Regions from separate parts of the Mus musculus genome. Here region 2 is linked to region 1. Evidence: chromatin loops called from intact Hi-C (ENCODE). Cell type or tissue: left cerebral cortex. All regions are shown on one strand. Links, peaks and the distances in the headings refer to the core of each region. The heading gives the core; the rest is flanking DNA. Region 1 overlaps Gm13846 (a long non-coding RNA gene). Region 2 overlaps Plxna4 (plexin A4).

The links. A loop is a pair of places that touch in the nucleus more often than their neighbours do. Peaks named below come from ENCODE experiments on the same cell type or tissue, not always from the same donor. Only the 100,000 strongest peaks of a DNase experiment are listed, where the experiment ranks them.
Region 2: a loop joins it to region 1, with 6 times the contacts of the local background. A loop is called at or near these places in 8 of 42 quality-filtered maps.

Annotation. Positions count from the first base shown.
Region 1 is chr6:31,655,818-31,665,175 of GRCm38, reverse strand. The region is part of intron 1 of Gm13846 (a long non-coding RNA gene); the gene reads right to left. Gm13848 (predicted gene 13848) reads left to right here. Exons shown (of 3, transcript NR_152155.1): 2 at 1,022-1,342; 3 at 1,439-2,956. Among named protein-coding and RNA genes, the nearest start is that of Gm13848, 5.6 kb to the left of the region's middle. In left cerebral cortex, for the core only: a CTCF peak has its summit at 4,234 (motif pointing left); DNase peaks (open chromatin) are centred at 4,235 and 6,284; H3K27ac peaks cover 296 bases.
Region 2 is chr6:32,326,146-32,335,503 of GRCm38, reverse strand. The region is part of intron 3 of Plxna4 (plexin A4); the gene reads left to right. Among named protein-coding and RNA genes, the nearest start is that of Plxna4os1, 180 kb to the left of the region's middle. In left cerebral cortex, for the core only: a CTCF peak has its summit at 7,213 (motif pointing left); DNase peaks (open chromatin) are centred at 4,876 and 7,235.

The DNA.
Region 1 (9,358 bases), core at 2,034-7,033:
AAGCAGACTTTGAGTGGAGTAGGAAGGCCAAGAAGAGACACTGGTAGGGAAGCCGATGGTCCTGCTGGTGTGTCCCGCTTGGGCCTTCCCTCAAGGCCTGCCTCTTGTCACCATCTGCTCTCAGAAGTAAATTGTAGAGGACCCAGGCAGATGGCTCCCTTTGGGCTCAACTGAGCCTCATCTGTGGCCACTGTCTCTAGAGCGGGTCTCAGTGGGACACCAGCTGCCCCATGGGCAGCATTGAGAGCCTCCCCATCACTTAGTGCTCTCCAGAACAGTTTCCCTTCATCCTCTACTCCTGAAGCAAATCGGTGCCTATGCCTAGGCCTGACTGCTGGCATGGTGCTGCCACACCGGGCTCTTGGGCAATCCATTGCAAGGTGCACAGGTCATTAAGACATTCTCGATCTGCCTGGTGAACACCACACACACTGCTCAATGAGGTGGCTTTCCTGCCCCATCCCAGCGCTATGACCTGCAAGCATAGGCAGGAGACTGAGATGTGAGGTGCCACTGCCCCCTGCTGGTACTCTCGAGAATCGTCTAAGCTAGTCCCAAAGAGAAAATGGACCAGGCTAGAAGGGCACTGTCCCCTTCCTCCGTTCACCTTTCAATGGGGAATAGATACACAGGCTTGGTGGCTTCACCTGAAACCATGGGACTGACTGTCCCTAAGAGAGATGACATCTCACAAAAACAAGGAGACAGGCAGCAGAGGAGATTCAAGGGGGAGAAAGAGGGGTCCTACTTTACCAGAAGAAAGAATATGACACTCTCCACGTCTGCACCATGCTACACAGGGCACAGTGTATTCACAGTCACTGGCATCACACCTTGCAAAAAGAGCCCTGAAGGCAGGGCAGGGTGGGGTGGGACAGGGTGGGGCCTTTCCATTGCACAACTGAAAATGGAAGATCAAAGATTGTCCCCTTCACCCACACCTCCCCCCAGAAAACATTACATAGCCAGACTCTGAAGGAGTCCTAGGGCTTTGACACATGTTACTTTGTGTTTCTAACAGGCCCTAGAACACCTACAATACAAGACCTGGTCCTTGTCCGGTCTTCCTGGACCCCACTTGTCACCTGGTGAAGGGATCCTGTGGTCTGAAAGAGGCTATGTTCGATGCTGACCTGTGACTCTGTAGAAGATGGGAAATTGTGTTGCAGAGACCTGAGAAAGCAACAGTCTCTCAGAGAAGGGAGGTCCCTCCCAGCGTAGCTGCAAATCAGGCCCAAGGTTCCTCAGGACAGACCCTGCTGCAAGGCTGGAGCTCCAGTCACTGCTGTGTCACGTGCACTCCTGTGGATTCCCCACATGTGACCAACAGAAGAGGACAGAGGTATTTTGATGAAATGTGGCTGCTGCCCCAAGCCCACCATAACCTAGATCACCTCTTTCACTAAAAAACTCACCCTCTTCCGTTTCTTTCTCTCAGAGGCAGATTCTGTCCTGGACAGCTTCTTCAGCCTTCCATGCCATTTGATGTGGTCTGATTTTCTCCTGCACTGCTTTAGCTACAACGGGTCTTCTTCCTCTAGAGTCCCTCCCTAGACTGTGGCAAGACTAAACCAATCGAACAGACCCATCTCTCCTCCCTGTGTCTGAGTCAGCCACGTGCAATAACAAAATGCATCCTCTTTCCTGGACCATTGTGGGTCCGCATCCCACCCCGTGGCAGGGCACGGCCGCTTGGGAAGAGAAACGCAGGGAGCTTGACTACGCTTATCCCACCCACGCTGCTGCCTGGTAGGTGCTGGGCTTCAGGGAAGCACAGAGACACCGCTCTGGGGGTGGGAAAACAGTCCGAGATGTGAGCAAGCCGAAGCTGGTGTTCCCTAACTTCTGAGCATCTAGTCGCTGCTAGAGAACCACACAGAGGAGTCGGGAACAAGGTGTCAGGGGTCCACGGGCCACAGCAAGGCTAAAACCACTGGGGGCTGACAGGCTGAGAATGGCATGTCGACCAGGCCTGGGGCTGGGCGCTCCAGCTTTGCTCATTGGCGAAGGTAGCAGCAGTTGTCTGAGGGCCCAGAGGGCCCTCCTATGGGAGACTTAGGCTGTGTGGCTCTGTAGGCGAAGACCTGCTCCGTGCTCCCCATGACGGTGGTAGATGAAAGAGACAGTCCTAGGTTCCAAACTATTTATTGATTGTTCATCCTGGAAAATATTCATATCTTCTTCTCAGGGTGGATGAACCCGAGATTAAATACCATTTGCAGGGAGGAATGTCTGGGAAGGGGAGCTTATTGGCTAAACTCTCAGTGCCTCTAGGTACTTCTTTAGCATGGAGAACTCTGTTCTAGGTGAACGTCACCACAGGTCACATTTCCTTATGTGGGAAGTGTGGCAGGTCTTCCAGACCAGGTATCTAGCAGGGAGCAGGGAGGCACCTTCTATCTCAGGTGTGAGTTTCCGGGGTCTCAACCCGCTCTACCCACCAAGCTTCCTGGCATGGTTTACTGTCCCACAGATCATGGAAGAGGAGACAAGTGTCTGACTTGTTCTTCCTCTGGATTGCTTCTTAATGCCCAGAGAGGAAAATATTTATACAGATCTGTATAAATGTGCTGCCACCTGAATCCATGATAGTGTCCGTGGTCCATGCCAAGGGCCATGCTGATGCCCATAGGCTGTGCTACCACTGGAGACCATGTTGGTGTCTATGCCCCATGCTGCCACTAAAGGCCATGTTGATACCTGTGACCTGTGCTGCCGCAGAGGACCACGATGGCGTCTGTAATTTGTGCTACAGCTGAGGTCTGTGCTGATGTCCGTGGGTCTGTGTGTCCCCAGAAAGTATGTGGGGATCCATGACCCATGTCCCGACTGTGAAGGACAAGGAAGCCTCTTCTGCAGTGGGCGTGATGACTGCAGACTCACAGCTGAGACTGAGAGACATAGATGTCCTCTGTGACAACCTCTCCCACCCCAACCCTCACGCCTACCCCCTCCCAAAAAAGAAACACTCTAGACAGGAAGCCATTGAAAAGAACTCTTAGAATTCTGATGGAGATGCTGAAGTATAACTCTTCACAGCTGATGGCTTTTGATGGGGGTGGGGGTGGGGAAACAGTTTTCTTTCAGAGGTTGGCCACTGGGAGTTTGACCATGCTCTAGTGAGTATGTGGGCAATACACAATGTCCTTGGTTTTCCTCTTCCTCCTCTTCCTCTTCCTCTTCCACCTCCTCCTCTTCCTCCTCCTCATCTTCCTCATCATCTTCCTCCTCTTCCTCCTCCTTTTCTTCCTCCTCTTCCTCCTCTTCCTCCCCTTCCTCTTCCTCCTCCTCCTCTTCTTCTTCCTCCTCTTCCTCCTCCTCCTCCTCCTCTTCCTCCTCCTCCTCTTGTTCTCTTCTTTTTTCTGGGATAAGGTCACAAGAGTTGAGGGCTGGATCTGGGAGGCCTAGTGAGATTGGGGTACAGTATATGAAATTCTCAAGTAATCAATAAAAAATGTGATGTTACAAAAAAAAGACTGTGTGATCTCACGGCCTCTCCCATCTCCCTTCATTACTCACAAGGACTCCCTTCCCTCCATGATTCAAACCAGTGCTCAGGCTCAAGGGACAGAGAGAGGGCGAGCCCCCACCACTGCCATTGCTGAACTCTGCTGCCTTCACTCTCAAGAGAATGTTGGTGCGCTGACATCATCCCTGATGATGGACCTTAGTTAAGAGCTGGTCTTTAATATTCATATCAAGGATGATGAACCCTAGGGTCAACGTGTTGTGCAGCTGCCCTGGCTTCAGTCTGATTCTGAGACTGTCCTGCCTACAACTGAACAAAGGCAGGCCCCTCAGCCAGGCCCATGAGCAGTGGTGATCCGTCTCCAGGGTCCTCAGAGCAGAAGGTGTGGCCCTGACACCTCCAGTGATGCTCTCACGGGCCAGTGTCCTCTCAGATAAAATTGGAGTTAACCCCCCATTTTGAACAATGAATCAGAGAAGTGGAGAACTGACATGATCCAAATGAGATCTTTCCTGTGTCAGCCGGGTGGGGTGGAGGGGTGGGTACCTTATAGTGTCACCCCACCAGGGCAAGCACGCCCACAAGTTATGCTCTGTTCCATGTGGCTTTAGATGCTGGGAAACGTTTGCCTACTCTTTCTCGGTGAGAATGATTATAGGCAGGCCTAATTCTTCAGTCTAACGCTCTCCCCATGCAGACCTAATTCTGATCTGCAACCACTGTCCTTTAGGTCTCATATGTGGGGCTTTCTCGCCCTCTGGTGGAGAGACTTTAGCACTGCAACTATGTCCCTGCTTAACCCTAACGGAGATACCGACCTAGTTCTTTCAGTCTCTGAGGCTTTTCCCACAGGATCCCACCTTCAGGGCTAGGAGATGGTGGCAGGGGGACCTGCTCTGCCCATTTCGTCCCTGCTCCCCTCACTTTCTGCAGACCAGGCCACCGCTTTTCTGACACTACCATTTACAGACTGCCAGACTTAGTATCCAGCTACTACATGTGACTAGTCCTCTGCCTCACACACTAACAGACCCTCCGCCTGCGCCATGACCCTTCTCAAGCCTCCCTAAGCCAATCTCCCTACTGGGGTGATCTCTTTCCTTCCTTTCTGGGCCTGACTCAGCCAGCTTCGATCTGCAGAGCACTTCTCCTCTAACTGGGTATGGTAAGCAGTCATTCCATTAGGGAAGACATGACACCAGAGGAAGCTGTTTGCTGAACCCGAATCATTGGGTGACCATGGCCTAGGGGATCTAGCAAGAGGCTTCTTTGGGGAGTGGCAAGACTTATGGGCCAACCGTGAGCTGGTTTTCCCAGAAGAGGGGAGGGAAGGCTGTCTGTGGCTACTGTCTTTACCTACTTTATTTCTCACCTTCACCCCAACCTTAAGGATAAACCAGGATCCTTTTGCCAGGTGACACTGTCTCAATGAAACAATGTAGCCAGTCTTGGTTCTAACAGCCAAAGGACTACTGTGGACTCCTCTCCCCCACCCCCATCCCCACCCCCAGGACCTTCTACCATACTATATTCTGTCCCTTTTCTCACAAAGCATGGAGCAAGAGAGCAGAGGAGGTGGCGGGAGGCACCACTGGCGTGAAGAAAGAGTGTATGCAGATGGACTGAGATGCAGCCATGGAGGGGCGTGGCTAACCCTCTCAGAGGACAATCCTGGGGTAATTGACCACATGACAGACAGTAGCCCTTCTGACCTTCTAAGGTAATTGGAACCCTTGACTTTTTTCTTAGTTTTTATCACCCTAATAAAAACCTACATCTCCCGTTGGTATGGATTGAAGCCATCCCCTTCACATATTGAGGTATTTGGGGATACGGTGAAAGCTCAGTCAGTAAAGTGCTTGTCAGGTACTCATGAGGACCTTAATTGCACACCGGGCATACCATGTAAAAAGCTGGGCACGGCAGCCGTGGGTCTGTAATCTCAGCACCAGGGAGGCAAAGCCAAGAGGATCTCAGGGACTCACTGGTCAGTCTAGCTCCAAATTCAGCAAGGAACACGGTCTCAAAAAATTAAGGTGGAGAGGCTGAAGAGGTGACTCGGTGGTTAAGAGCCCTGGCTGCTCTTGTAGAAGACCCACGTTTGAGTCTCAGCACCCACCCAGCAGCTCACAAGCATCTATAAGTCCAGATTCTGAGGATTCGCTGCTAACTTCTGACCTCTGAGGACACCATATGTGGTATCCATACATATATGTGCAGGTAAAACATTTTGTACATAGGCTAAAAATAAATACAAAAAAAAAGTAATTGCATCACCAAGACCATTTATGCCTGCCTCCAGCCTTTCTTTACCCAAACCTCATCAGCAACCCTGCACTAACCACCCTTATGAGCTGAACTCCTAGCGTCTATTAGGGATTGGGTGAGGCAGTCTCTCTCTCTCTCTCTCTCTCTCTCTCTCTCTCTCTCTCTCTCTCTCTCACACACACACACACACACACACACACACACACACACACACACACACAAAACCCACCCCAATTCCCTGGAAAAGGGATAGGTCTCTGTCCTCTGCACGGTGCCTGGCACAATAATGGGTACCCCACAAATGTCAGTATGCAGGATACCCCTTCATTTCTCTTTCTAAAAACACCTTGTGGTCCCCCTGAGTCACAGCTCTAGGGTGAAACAAAGCCAGCCTAGGGCGAGGAGCCTCCCGGGAGTGACTGCCACTCTCTGTGGGCACACGCCCATTCAGAGCTCCAATTATCAGGAGGTAACAGGTTTCTGCAATCTTACTCCCCATTTGGCCAGGGAAAAAAACAAACCATGAAGCAAGCGAGCTCTCTCAAGGATGCTTAGCTGGAAATGTTCTGCACCTCAGAATTTAAGGCTCCATTTCAGAAATGATTCAGCCTTAGATGAAAGAAGACAAATGCCCCTATTTTTATCCAGAGAAAGTTATGAAACACTACTCACATCAAATCTCCATATACCTTTTCCTCCTAATGCAGCAAAATGATACCCTTATCATCGTTCAATCAGAGGCTTGCTAAGTCGGCGCGGGGAGACGAGACTGCGACAACAATCATCGATGCTTCCGGCAGCCCCTCGCGCCCGATCCGATGCACAGCACCGCCATTATCAACACATGAAAGGCTTCCTCAATTTCACTCTTGATCATCATCAGCCACAACAGATATTTATTGACTGGCTGTTGTGTGCAGGAAATGTGGCCAGGTGCTGAGGAAGAAAAACTGGGCGAGAAAATTCTCCAAGGATTTTTGAAAAGGGGAAGAGAGGTACCAATAAGCAAGCGATCTGCCTCCAAAGTGTCCTGGGTGTAGAAAGAAGACAAACGCAGTAGCTTTGATAAAGGAGGATGGTCCGGACTGACAACGTATACTTTCAGGTTGCTCCTCATGTGATTTTTGCCAAATGCAAGAAAATGATACCAGCCTAGTTTCTCAACTAAATGCTGAGTGGCTGTGGGGAGGAAACCCTGCCCAGAATATATCTGTCTCTTCAAATTTTTTCTTTGTTTTGTTTTAATAAACAGTTTCATGCAGCCTAGGTTAGCATTGAACTTGCTGTAGAGTCATTGATGAATGTATTGGTACATGCGCATGGGTGTGGAGGCCAGAAGTTAGTCTTGAATGGTATTCCTCGGGTACCATTCATCTTGGTTTGGAAAGGTTTATTTAAAACAAACAAACAAACAAACAAAACAGGATCTTAGGACTCCCATTGCTGTGATAAAACACCATGACCAAAAGCAACTTGGGAAGGAAAGGATTTATTTCATCGTGTACTTCCAGGTAACAGTCCATCACTGAAGGAAGTCAGGACAGGAATTCAAACAGGGTAGGGAAATGGAGGCAGGAACTGAAGCAGAGGCCATGGAGGTGTGCTGCTTACTGGCTTGCTCCTCCTGACTTGCTCACTTGATTTTCTTCTATATCCCAGGATTCCCCCCAGCCCAGGACCCCCACACACAATGGGCTGGGCCCTCCCATGTCAATCATCAATCAAGAAAACGCCCTTCACAGACTTACCTACAGAAAACTCCTTTGGTGGTGCTTTCTCCATTAAAATTCCTTCTTCCCAGATAACCCTTCCTTATGTCAAATTGACGCAAAAATTAAGAAGGGGCATGGGAGTGCATCCCTTTAATCCCAGCACTTGGGAGACAAAGGCAGATGGATCTCTGTGAGTTCAAAGCTCTGTAGCTCTAAACAAACAAGCAAACAACCCACCCGCCCACCCCACCCCCAAAATACCAAACTAGTCAGCAGTCTCTTGTGTGGTTAGGTCAGTGAGCCCTAGGAATCAGAAATCAGCTTAACTCTTCCTCTTCCACAATAGGACTTCAAGGGCACACTATCACACCCTGATTTTAGATGTAGGTTCTCAGGGTGGAAAGCAGGTCTTGCATGCAGGATGCACAGTTTACCAACTGAGCTATTGCAAACCTAGCCAAGGATGGACCTCCACTTCTGGGTGCTGAAGTTACAGATGGATACCACCATGTGCCTCCCAGCATATCATGAGTCTGGCCTGGCGCTGCTGTGGTGATTGACACTCACCTGAGGTGGGTCATGTGCTGAGAGCTTGGTCACCAGCCTGTGACTTTATTAGGAGGTAAAGGGACCTGGGGCCTTGTAGGAAGAAGTTTGGTTGTGGGTTCCTACTCTTGAAAGACATATTGGAACTTGAGCTTCTAGTGAGCCTGCACCCCCTCTTCTCCTTAGCCATGAAGTAACCATCTTTACTGCATCACTTGCTCCCCAACGTGATGTTTTTATTCACCACAGCTCAAAATAATGGAGCCAGCCAGGTAAGGGCTGAAGCCTGTAGAAGTGTGAGCCTTGTGAACCTTTTTTTTTCTCAAAAGTGAATAGCCTTGGGTACTTCCTCACTACAACTAAAAGTCAACTAGAAGTTGACCTACACACCTGTCAATACAAATGGGCAAAAATTTCCAACAGTCTTGGTATCCATTTGGTCCTGAAATCATAGTGACTGGTGTGTGTGTTTGGGGGGGGAGTGTTCACTCGTTTATTCATTTGTTTGTTTTCTCAGAGAGAGTTTCAACTGTGCAGCTCTGGCTAGCCTGGAACTCCCTATGTAGACCAGGCTGGCTTCAAACTCACATTGATCTGCCTGCATCTGTCTCCCACGTGCTGGGAGAAGAGGCGTGTGCCACCATGGCCAGCTTTAGCCTGCGCTTTAAAGTCAAGCTCTGAAAAGCGTTCCTTAGGGCTGTCACACAAAGAGGGAAACCAAAAACAACAGTGTCAGAAAGAAGAAAAATAACTCTAAGCACAAAAGTCTCTGCGTGCCTTTTTAAAAAGATGTTCACTGTGTATACACATGAGTTTCTGTGTGGGGGTTAACGCAGGTGAAGCCCAGCAGAGGTGTCATATCCTCCAGAGCTGGATTGCAGATGGTTGTGAGCTACTTAACATGGGTACTGGGAACCGAACTCAGGTCCTCTGTTAGAGCAGCACACACTCTTAACCTCTGGGCCAGCTCTCCAGCCCTCGGCATGCCATTTTTAATGTGTTTTTACAAAATGATAGAAACACTGTCGCCACCCTAGAGATGCTCACTGAGTCACAGGGGTGATTCAAGACTCTCGTAACCGCCTTTCCTCATGAAAATCATTTAAGCATCCGCACTAGCAAGATATTAACTCTTGCACGATCTTACTCATTTGTGCAAGAAGGGTTTACATTTGTTTTGGGGGGTTTTGGTTTGGTTTGGTTTGGTTTGGTTTGGTTTGGTTTCAAGACAGGGTTCACTCTGTAGACCAGGCTGGCCTCAAATTCACAGAGATCCTACTGCCTCTGCCTCCTAAGTGCTAGGATTAAAGGTGTGAGTCATCACCATTTCTAAGCCCTGCTGGAGAATTAGAAGATTGGCCCC
Region 2 (9,358 bases), core at 2,927-7,926, 670 kb before region 1:
ATATAACAACAGGGACCTTGGTTATTAAATTGGTAAGAATTGCATTTTTCTTTCAGTTATTAACAAACTGTAAGTGACCAGGCATCTTTAAACTTCTCAGAAGCCTTGAAGTATCCATGCCTAAAGAGAAAGTATATATGTGTGTGCAGGCGCATGCATATAAAGCAAACATGCACACACATGCACACACACTTGTCAGAGAACAATTTATTGGAATTTGATTTCTCCTTCCACTGGGGGCTTCAAGGGACTGAACTCAAGTCATAAGACTTGGTTAGTAAGTGCTCTCAACCACTGAGCCATCTTGCCAGATGTCCAACAGGGCAGCTTTTAAACTCTCAATAAGCCACTGAGAACATCTATATAATCAAACTGGAACACTGAGTGAGATTTGCTCTCTTCTCCATGGTGTAGCCAGAAGTTACCAAAAGAAAGGATAGGTAGGGCAGCCCTGTAAGCAAAGGCAAGTTGAAGTAAGTGTCTATGTAGCCACTGGTGTTGCTGTGGGAGTCTGTCAGTCAGAGATCCCAGTAAAAACCTAGGCAGAGAAGGAGCCTGGCCCTTCTGCTCTGTATCTGTTGGGGTGGGAATTCTTGATTGTAATCTTTTCCTGATGATATAAGGAAGGCCCATAAAGTGTATTCTGTTTCCTGTCACTCACTGACTGCCATTCAAATACCTTCCCAGGAATCTTCGGTGCTTCTATTTTTGGCACGATTCAGTTCTCATCCATTTTCTGTTGTCTGCCCCCCTCCCTGTAGCACCCATACAATCCTTCCAGAACAAACTCTGGCTTCAGGCAGGACTCCCATTAGCCCCAGGGGGGGAAAAGCATTTAATCTGCAAAATTACTTTGAACTTATCTGAAGGGGGCTCTTGGATTCATAGCGTGTTTTCAATAGCCAAATCTCATTCCGGTCTCCGTGGGAAGATGGGGGGAAGATTTACTCCAGCCATTTTATCCCAAGTAAATCTTGACTATCTCGGGTTTTACATTTTAACGAGAAACAAGCACTTTATAATAACTGCCCAGATTAAACTCCAACATACTTTCAAACCATTAACCTGAAGGAATTGTAACGATAAATTAAACATATTAATGATGCTGTACTACAAGCTCAAAATTTGTTAGGTAATTGTAGATTATTAACAGCCAACATGACTTATCATCATCTATCACTGGGGGAAAATGGACTAAGACCCTGATTACATGGCATGTACACCCTGACAGAATAAATACAAACAAAAATGGCTGTTAGCAGGAAAGGCAGACCCGTTAGGGCATTTTATGAAGGATTCAAAGCAGGCAGCGTTTCCCATGTGGTTCTTTCTCTCCCTCCATCCTTCCTCACTCCCATTCTGCTTTCTCCTCTGCTCCCCTTTCCCTTCTTCTTTTCCCATCCATTATCCTCACTTTCTTCTTGGAGCTTAGCATCCCAGTAGAGGATTTGCTACGAATATCCTTGTCTAATGTTCTCCAGTAACTTTGTAGATAATACAAGTGTCTGTAGACTCTTGTTATCCATTGTCTTGCTGTCTCTAGTTACCTTAGAGTTGCTCACTGTGGTCCAGGTCCTCACTGGTCCTCTGGTGGATGTTGCGATTAATTGTACCTGAATTTATTTGTGTTTTGTGTGGAATCACTATGTGCTTGGAGGAGCCACAATGAGAGGGGGCTCATCCTATCTTAGAGGGTAGGGTTTATTTCCTGTAGCTGCCAAGATACGGAAGAGTAATGACCACAATAATGATGGTGATGGTGGAGTTGAAGTCTTCCTGCCTTGACAACCTTGTAGATTTCGTCAAGGGGTTTTCAATCTTGGGTTGAGTCCTTTTCCAGAACCACTTAATCATGGTCACCACTCTGCGTTAGCAGAGTCTTCTTCAACCATGGCCCATGAGATCCTCCCAGAGGACTGCCTGGCACAACGACACCCTGTACCATAGAGTTCTTGGGAGGCAGGAGGACAATAGACTTGCACTGGAGAGTATCTGCTATAATGGCTAGAATAAATCCCCTCATCTTTCCATGTGTGGGATAGTTTTATGCTAACTTGACACAAATTAGAAGTCATTCTGAAGAAGCTTCTATAAACAAAACAAAACAAAACAAAAATGCCTCCATACGAGTGTAGCCAAACCTGTGGGGCATTTTCTTAATTAGTAACTGGTGGAGGAGGGCCCAGCCCATTGTGGGTGTTATCATCCCAGAGCTGGTGGTCCTGGGTTCTGTAAGAAAGCAGGCTGATCAAGCCATGAAGAGTAAGCCAGGAAAGAATACTTCTCCTCCTTCCAGGTTCCTGTCCCATTTGAGTTCTTGTTCTGATTTCTTTCAGTGATGGATAGTGATGAGGAAATGTAAGCCAATGAAATCCTTTCCTCCAAGTTGCTTCCGGCCCTGGTGTCTCATGGCCACAAAAGTAACCCTAATGAAGATAAGAGCGGAATGAGATTTGGCTATTGAAAACATGCTATGAATTCTAGAACCCCTTCAGATAAATTCAAAAATAATTTTGAAGGTTAAATGGTTTTGTATATTAGTTTATGAATTGTATTGATGGATATGAGGAGGGCCAGGTCAACTGTTGGGTTGGGAGTTGGTGGTTTAGGCTCCTTCTGTTCCCTCCAATGGACAAGTCCTCAGGTCACTGTCAGGATTGGAGGAGCTAATGCAAGGACACTTTAGATCATAGTCAGACCAGATGGATCAAGCGGTAGGTGTTTTACTCCTCATCAATACACCCACATCCTTATGCTGTGAGATCTTTAATCTCTGTAAAGAGCTAAGTAAATGCTCATTTTGCCTACCGTCCAATCATATCCCCCCTGCTAACACTGATAAGTTTGGATAAATACCAAGGGGCACAGTAATAAGAAAGAAAGGGACATGTGGATGATGGGAAGCAGAGAGAAGATAAGCGTGTGATGTTGTTTTCTGTGGAATGAACCCATGTGATTAGCCAACTTGACCTTCCCTTGGGGTCCCAGGAGCATACCAGTCCTAAGGAAGTTAACTAAAGAATATCTTAACAGCTACAGTGCTAACTCAGGACTCTCCCATTTTTCTTGGCTTTGTGTTCCCAGCAGTTATCTGGCCTCTGATTCCATGAATCGTGTATCAGCCCTAAGCAGTATGCAGGCACAGGTGATTTACAGCCATGTTGTCGGGTAGGAGAGAAGAAAGAGTAGACAAGATGAAGTCACAGGGACCACAGCTCAGTGGCCATCTGAGTTATGAGTCTCTGCTTCCATCCATATCTTCCCTCCCTGGATTCCCGTTATGCCACCATAGTGTCCCATCGGCACCAGAGAATACATTGATATAAATGGGCCCCACCTCCAACCTGCTATTTCTCATCCTAAGGTCTTTCTGCTTGCATTTTCCGAAGACAGCTCAGAGCAATGGGGGGGGGGGTGACTATGCTGCTCATTCTGAATGACCCTGCACGTTGCAGAAAACGGAGTCTTGGGATTTTGTGGCATCCGTTTCCTCCTAAGCATCCCTTCTTATTCCAGAGTGACCCAATGACTTCTTAAGTCCATAATACAGAATAGGCCACAGTTATTTAAAAATACATATGCCAGCTGAGGCATTTAGGAAGTAAAGGCAAAGAGCTTCCTGAAGCAGGGGTGCCGGAGAGACTCTGCTTCTTTGGGGCCCTGTGTGCTTTGGGGGTTGAAATGGCATTAGTGTCACTCAGAGGGAGCTGTGGTCAGGACACCCAACTGCTCTTCCTTTAGTTTTTAAAAATGATTTTTAAGTGTGTGTGTGTGTCTGTCTGTCTGTCTGTCTGTCTGTCTGCCCATCTGTCTTGTTGGGGAGGGTGTGGGTATGTTCATATAAGTGCAGGTACCCTCTGAGGCCAGAGGCACCAGCTCTCTCTGAGGCAAGAGTTGCTGGCAGTTGTGAGCTGTCCACCTGGGTGCTAGGAATCAAACTTTGATGCAGAGCAGTACTGATCTTAACCACTGAGCTGTCTCTCCAATTCCCCCTGCCCCTCCCTTCTGCCTTCTTGCTGTGTGGTACACACATCTCTTGCATCCTGATGTGGGCTTAAGGGAAATAATGCAGGCAGCCCTTTTAGGGAAGCTAAACTCAAGCAAGCCCTTGTCTGTCTGGCTTATAGATTCTATGCAAATTGGGTCTCAGACCAAAGTGCCTGCCTGTGAAGATGTCTAGCTTCCTCACACAGTCTCTTTGAAACCCCTTCCCCTCTGTGTTCATTTTGATTGAACAATGATTCTACTATGGTGATTCCTGGTTTCTGCTTGAGATCTAGAAGACGGAAACATGTGATTATCCAACTTGACCTTCCCTTGGGGTCCCAGGAACACACCAGTCCTAAGGAAGTTAACTAAAGAATATCTTAACAGCTCAGCGCTAACTCAGGACTCTCCCATTTTTCTTGGCTTTGTGACTGGATTCAAATTTGCCAAGAGCCTCTATTTGCTGCTACCTTCTTCTGAGGCATGGAACCCTGTACTATTAATATCCCCCACCCTTTCTCCTTCCACAGCTTCCCTTCTTGCTCATGTTTAGGCTGGGCAGTGTTCCCAGGGACTTGGGGCTGTCCTAGGGGTCTCCCCATCCCCGTACACACGTGTGCCCATACACACACATACACTTACACTCTTAGTACATGCATTGTATCTCTCGGCAGAAGACTTTTGTGACCCTCCTCACCTCCCCACCGAAATAGCTTTTATTTCTCGAGCATTTGCCAGGCTCTAACACCTGTCCTCCCAAACGCCCTGCTTGTCCATCTCCCTGCCTGCCTGCATCTCTATGTGCAAACAGGCACATACCAGCATCTAAGATGGCTGGGAGGAAACTGCCTTTCCAGGGGATCAGAAACACAAGCAGATGCCAGGAATGGCCCGTCATCTCTTATTCATAGTGGTTGTTCATCCCCTGAATCAGGCAATGTGTACAGAGACTGTCACCACTGGCATAAAGCACATCCAAGAGGTTGCCACTGGCAGCTCCCTGGGAATTAGACCATGGTTTTAAAAAACAAAACAAAACCCAACAACAACAAACGCTTGCTTAGAACTCAGACACGCTAGGATAACTGTAGATCTTACGTTCACACACACACACCCTGGGCTTGACATTCTTGCCTTCAGCAGCTTGGCAGATAGGGGAAAAAAATAACGGTTTGTTTTGCGTGTGAGCAGAGTTAACTTAGCCAACCCCTGGCAAGCTTTTCTCTCTGTCAAGAGAGCTGGAGGGAGGTGAGGACAGGCAAGTATGTATGAGGGCAGCCAGGTAAGGAGAGACAGAGGCTGGCTGTGATCATGGGAGGAGTGGATGGCTAACATTCTCCAGCTGCTCACAGGAGGCCATGAAAGGGCCTCCGGGAGAGGTGTGCCTGCCACAGAGCACAGAAGGATGGGGGAGATCTTTGGCAATAAGTGATGTGTGGTTGCTGGCTATTGCTGGGGACACTCTCATGTCTTCTGTGACTGGAACCATCACTTCAAGTATAATAAAGCATCAAGGATTATCCAGTGCAGGATGCTAACTGGTTTAGGTTCCCTGAGCTTCTGACTGAGTCCACAGAGTTTCCATGTCTGTCAAGTTCCCAGAGGTCACTGGAAAATGGCCAGGCCAGCACTCAGAAGCTCTAGCAGGGGATCCTGAAGCTTCTTGCTTTAAATTCTTCTAGGGTATCCCGAGGGATGTATATGAATGTGGTTTTCATACTGTATCCACCAAAAGAAACACTTGGACCCTCTTAGAAGTGGAGGGCGGGGAAGTTACTGAGACTCCATCTCAGCACCCCTCTCACCAGACAGAAGGGAAGAAGTGAAAGACGTGCTCCTTTGGTTTCTAGTCCTCTATGGGTTGAACTGCAGTCCCCTAAAAGAAAAGGTGAATTCCTAACTTCTGGTGTTCATGTACGATGGCTGATTTGGATATAAGCTCTTTATGGGTGGAATCAAGCTAGGATGGAATCTGACAGGCTCGCAGCATCTGCAGAAGCCAAAGGAAGCAGACATTAAGGCGGATGACATGGGGAAGAAGGGACATTGCCACCAGCCAAGGAACAGCAGGGCTTAGGAGTAGTCACAAGAAGTAGGAAGGGGAGGACTCTAGTGGCCTTTTTAGAGATGTGACCTCTCGGGAACCATGACTTGAGACTTCAGAATTTGAGTATTTTGAGAAAAGCCTTTCTGAGTCTGGAACCATCTGTTTTAGTGTAGTCAGAGTAAACTGGTATACACGGTCTCGGGGGCCTCTCTGTGTTGTGCTCTTTTGTTTGGGTGACTCTTTTGTTTGGGTCTCATGCTATGCTGTCTTTGAAGGGAGATGCTCTGGTTCTATATCTGTCAGCGCAGCTCTGGGTCACGCATCTGTGGAACCTTTTTACCAGGACAGTTGACTCCGTTGGGGCCAGGAATGCAGGAGCATGAGGGGGGCACAGGAGCAAGGTTGGAGTGACAGGGTCTCCTCTTGGTAGTGTGAGAAAACCTTCTTAGAGGACAGGTAGTCCTCTTAAGTCCTGTGGAGAAGCACAGGAATCTCATAGCCCTGGGAGTGCGCCAGAGGAAAGTGCTAGGTGATTAAGATTTGGAGTTGAAGCCCTGCCCCCCCCGCCCCCCCCCGGGGGGCATGAAGGAGTGTGGGTACAGGTAGCTGAAAGAAGCAGGCTGAAGGGTTAGGAATGACAAGACCTGAAAACTGCCCTAGGTGGCTCTGTATATTACAGGCTTCTTTCTTATTAGTGTTTCCCTGGACTCAGCATGCCAGCTGACCACCAGGAGTGCTTATTTGAAGTTCAAGTTCCCAGGTCCCTATAGCTCTGATGAGTGATAATCCAAAAGGAAGGGACCCCTCTGGAAGCTGCCCTGTCATAAACTCCACAGGCAGAGTGTTGTTGTCCAGTCAGTGTAAAAACCGCACTGCAGATGCTTCTCAGTCGTGGAAAACAAAAATAGAAATAAAACAGACAAACACATGCCAGCAACATCACCACCAACAAAAAGTCTCCCTTTCTAGATAAACCTAGGGAAGACAGAAAGGAGTAGATCAAGAAATACAGAGATCTCAAAAGCGTTTTGGCTAGCTCTCCTTTAAATCGTCTTGCTCAGGACCTCTGCTCCATAGGACACCTTGGGGCAGGGGGAGCTTACTGGACAGGTCTTCCCTCCCTCGTCCTGACCCTGGTGCCATCGGACTGGAATCAGCGGCCTGTTGCAGCTCTGCCACCTACTGGCTGCAGGAGGAGATGCAAGATTCAGCGGGGATGCCACAGGGGTTTAAAGAGCAGCTTCAGAAAACCACAAATGAACAGGCACGTGGGTGTACGCATGCATGCACACATTCGTAGCCATTTATATACTAAACATGCACATCTACACACCTCCCTAGCCAGGCCCCTCCCCCCAGTCTTGTGCAGCCTGCAGCAGCAGCTGGGGTTATCTGTTATAGTGAGCACAGATGTATTAGATTTCTGTCTTAAGAGACAGATGAGATGGGAGAGAGAAGAGAGAGGGAAAGCCAAGTTCATGATGATGACTAGATGCTTTAAAAGGTTCCTTCCTCCTTCCTATTTTCTGGGATGGGGAGACCAAGAAGCAAAGGTGTTAGTGGGAGCTGTGGAGCTCCTCCCTCTGTGAGATAGGAGGAGAGTGGGTCTAGAACCTTGACTCCCAGCCCCAGGGAGAGGAGCACTGATCTTCCTTCCATCGAGCCCCCAATAGCCAAAACAACAGAGCACAGAATAATTAGACATCTCTCCCCCTGAAGCTCTGGATTTGGAGCACTATTGCTTTTTATCCCCCTCCCACCCCCCGCGTGCCTTAGTTCCCCTGTAGTGAGTAGGGTTACCAAAGGGTCAAGCTCACTGTGACCCCCTCGGGTGCTCTGAATTCTGGGCAGGCATGTTGGCCTGTTTGATTAGAACGGCTGCCAGTTCCCCAGGGGCTATTCTGCCCTCCCCGCCTACCTGCCTTCCTTGCACACACCTGCAAGCCCACTTGTTGTATGTAGATGAACTTCTGACATTGCCCTGCCTCTGTCTATGACCTCATGTCACAACCAATCAGGATTGAGTTTCATTGACCGAGTTACCCCAGTCTGGAGGGAAAACAGATCACAGTCTTTCCCAGGAGTCAGATTCTCCTACTCTGAGAGATTGCTTGCTGGCATGCAAACTCAGCTGCCTGGCTCCTACCCCTCCCCACGCCCTGCCTGCTCTCTCTGGCTCTTCACTCCCCGACTTTGGCTTTCTTCCCTATCCCCTTTTGAAGCAGCTTGGATGATTGGTTGCAACCTGAGCCAGCTAAGGAAAGGGACCAACTAGGAGGGTCTCCGAAGCTGGTGTTCAGACAATGTGGCACTATCCTTTGCTTGTGGGGCCCCACTGTGTTCTCACCACTCTCATCTTGGCCACTGTGGCTCAGCAAGAGTTATCGAGTGAGTATTGGATACCACAGAATGTAAGCAATCAGGAAAGACTTGGTATATCCAAACTTGCTTAATTCACACAAAGACCAGTAAAGCCAACCCAATTCAATTCCATTCAACCCGACTTAATTCAACCTAATCTAACCCAACCTAACTTAGTCTACTCCAGTCCAATTGAAGCCAGTTCAGTCTCTTCCAGTACAGTACATTTAACCCAATGCAGCCTAATTAAATATAACACGACACAATAGTATATACCTAGGTCTGAGAAATGGTAAGATTTATAGCACCTCATTTGTTCATGCAAATTTTTCATTGATCCAAAGGGGGAGGCGGAGGACTAAAGAGTGGGTTTTCTGTGATAAGTCTCTAATGCTTTACTTGTGAACCTGTTGAAAGGAAAATGAATGTCCAGGCCACATGGTAATGGCAGTAGGCTTAGTGCACGAGACCTGGCGGCGAGCTGCAGTGGTAACAGGGGTTTGTACAGTCATTTCACATCCAGTTTTTTGTCACGCATCTGCTAGAAGGCTGGTACCTAAGGACTCTTTATAAAGCTGGCTCACCCCAAGGCTCTAAGGGCCACCTATGTGCTCTACATGAAAACCCTCTTCAAAGTTGGAGGTGTGAAACCACTGTTGAGTAAATGCTCTAGAGAGAAGTTTTAAATCTGTGTTTTAAAATCTTACTAGATTGTGAGAGTTCAGGGCCTCTACTCCCCACCACCATTCCATCAGGGGAGAGGGAAATTAAAATAAGAAACCTACCATTTTCCAGAAGCCTAAATTGATTAATTCAGTTTCTGTTGAGAACGGGAAGGTACTCCGAGCTTCAGGTAGACAGCTTGCTGCAAAGACATGTGTTATCACCCCAATGCAAACATGGAAACGTGACTGGGAGACCTGAGAGAGTGCAGTTGAGACTACGGAGAGTCCCAGCTCTGAT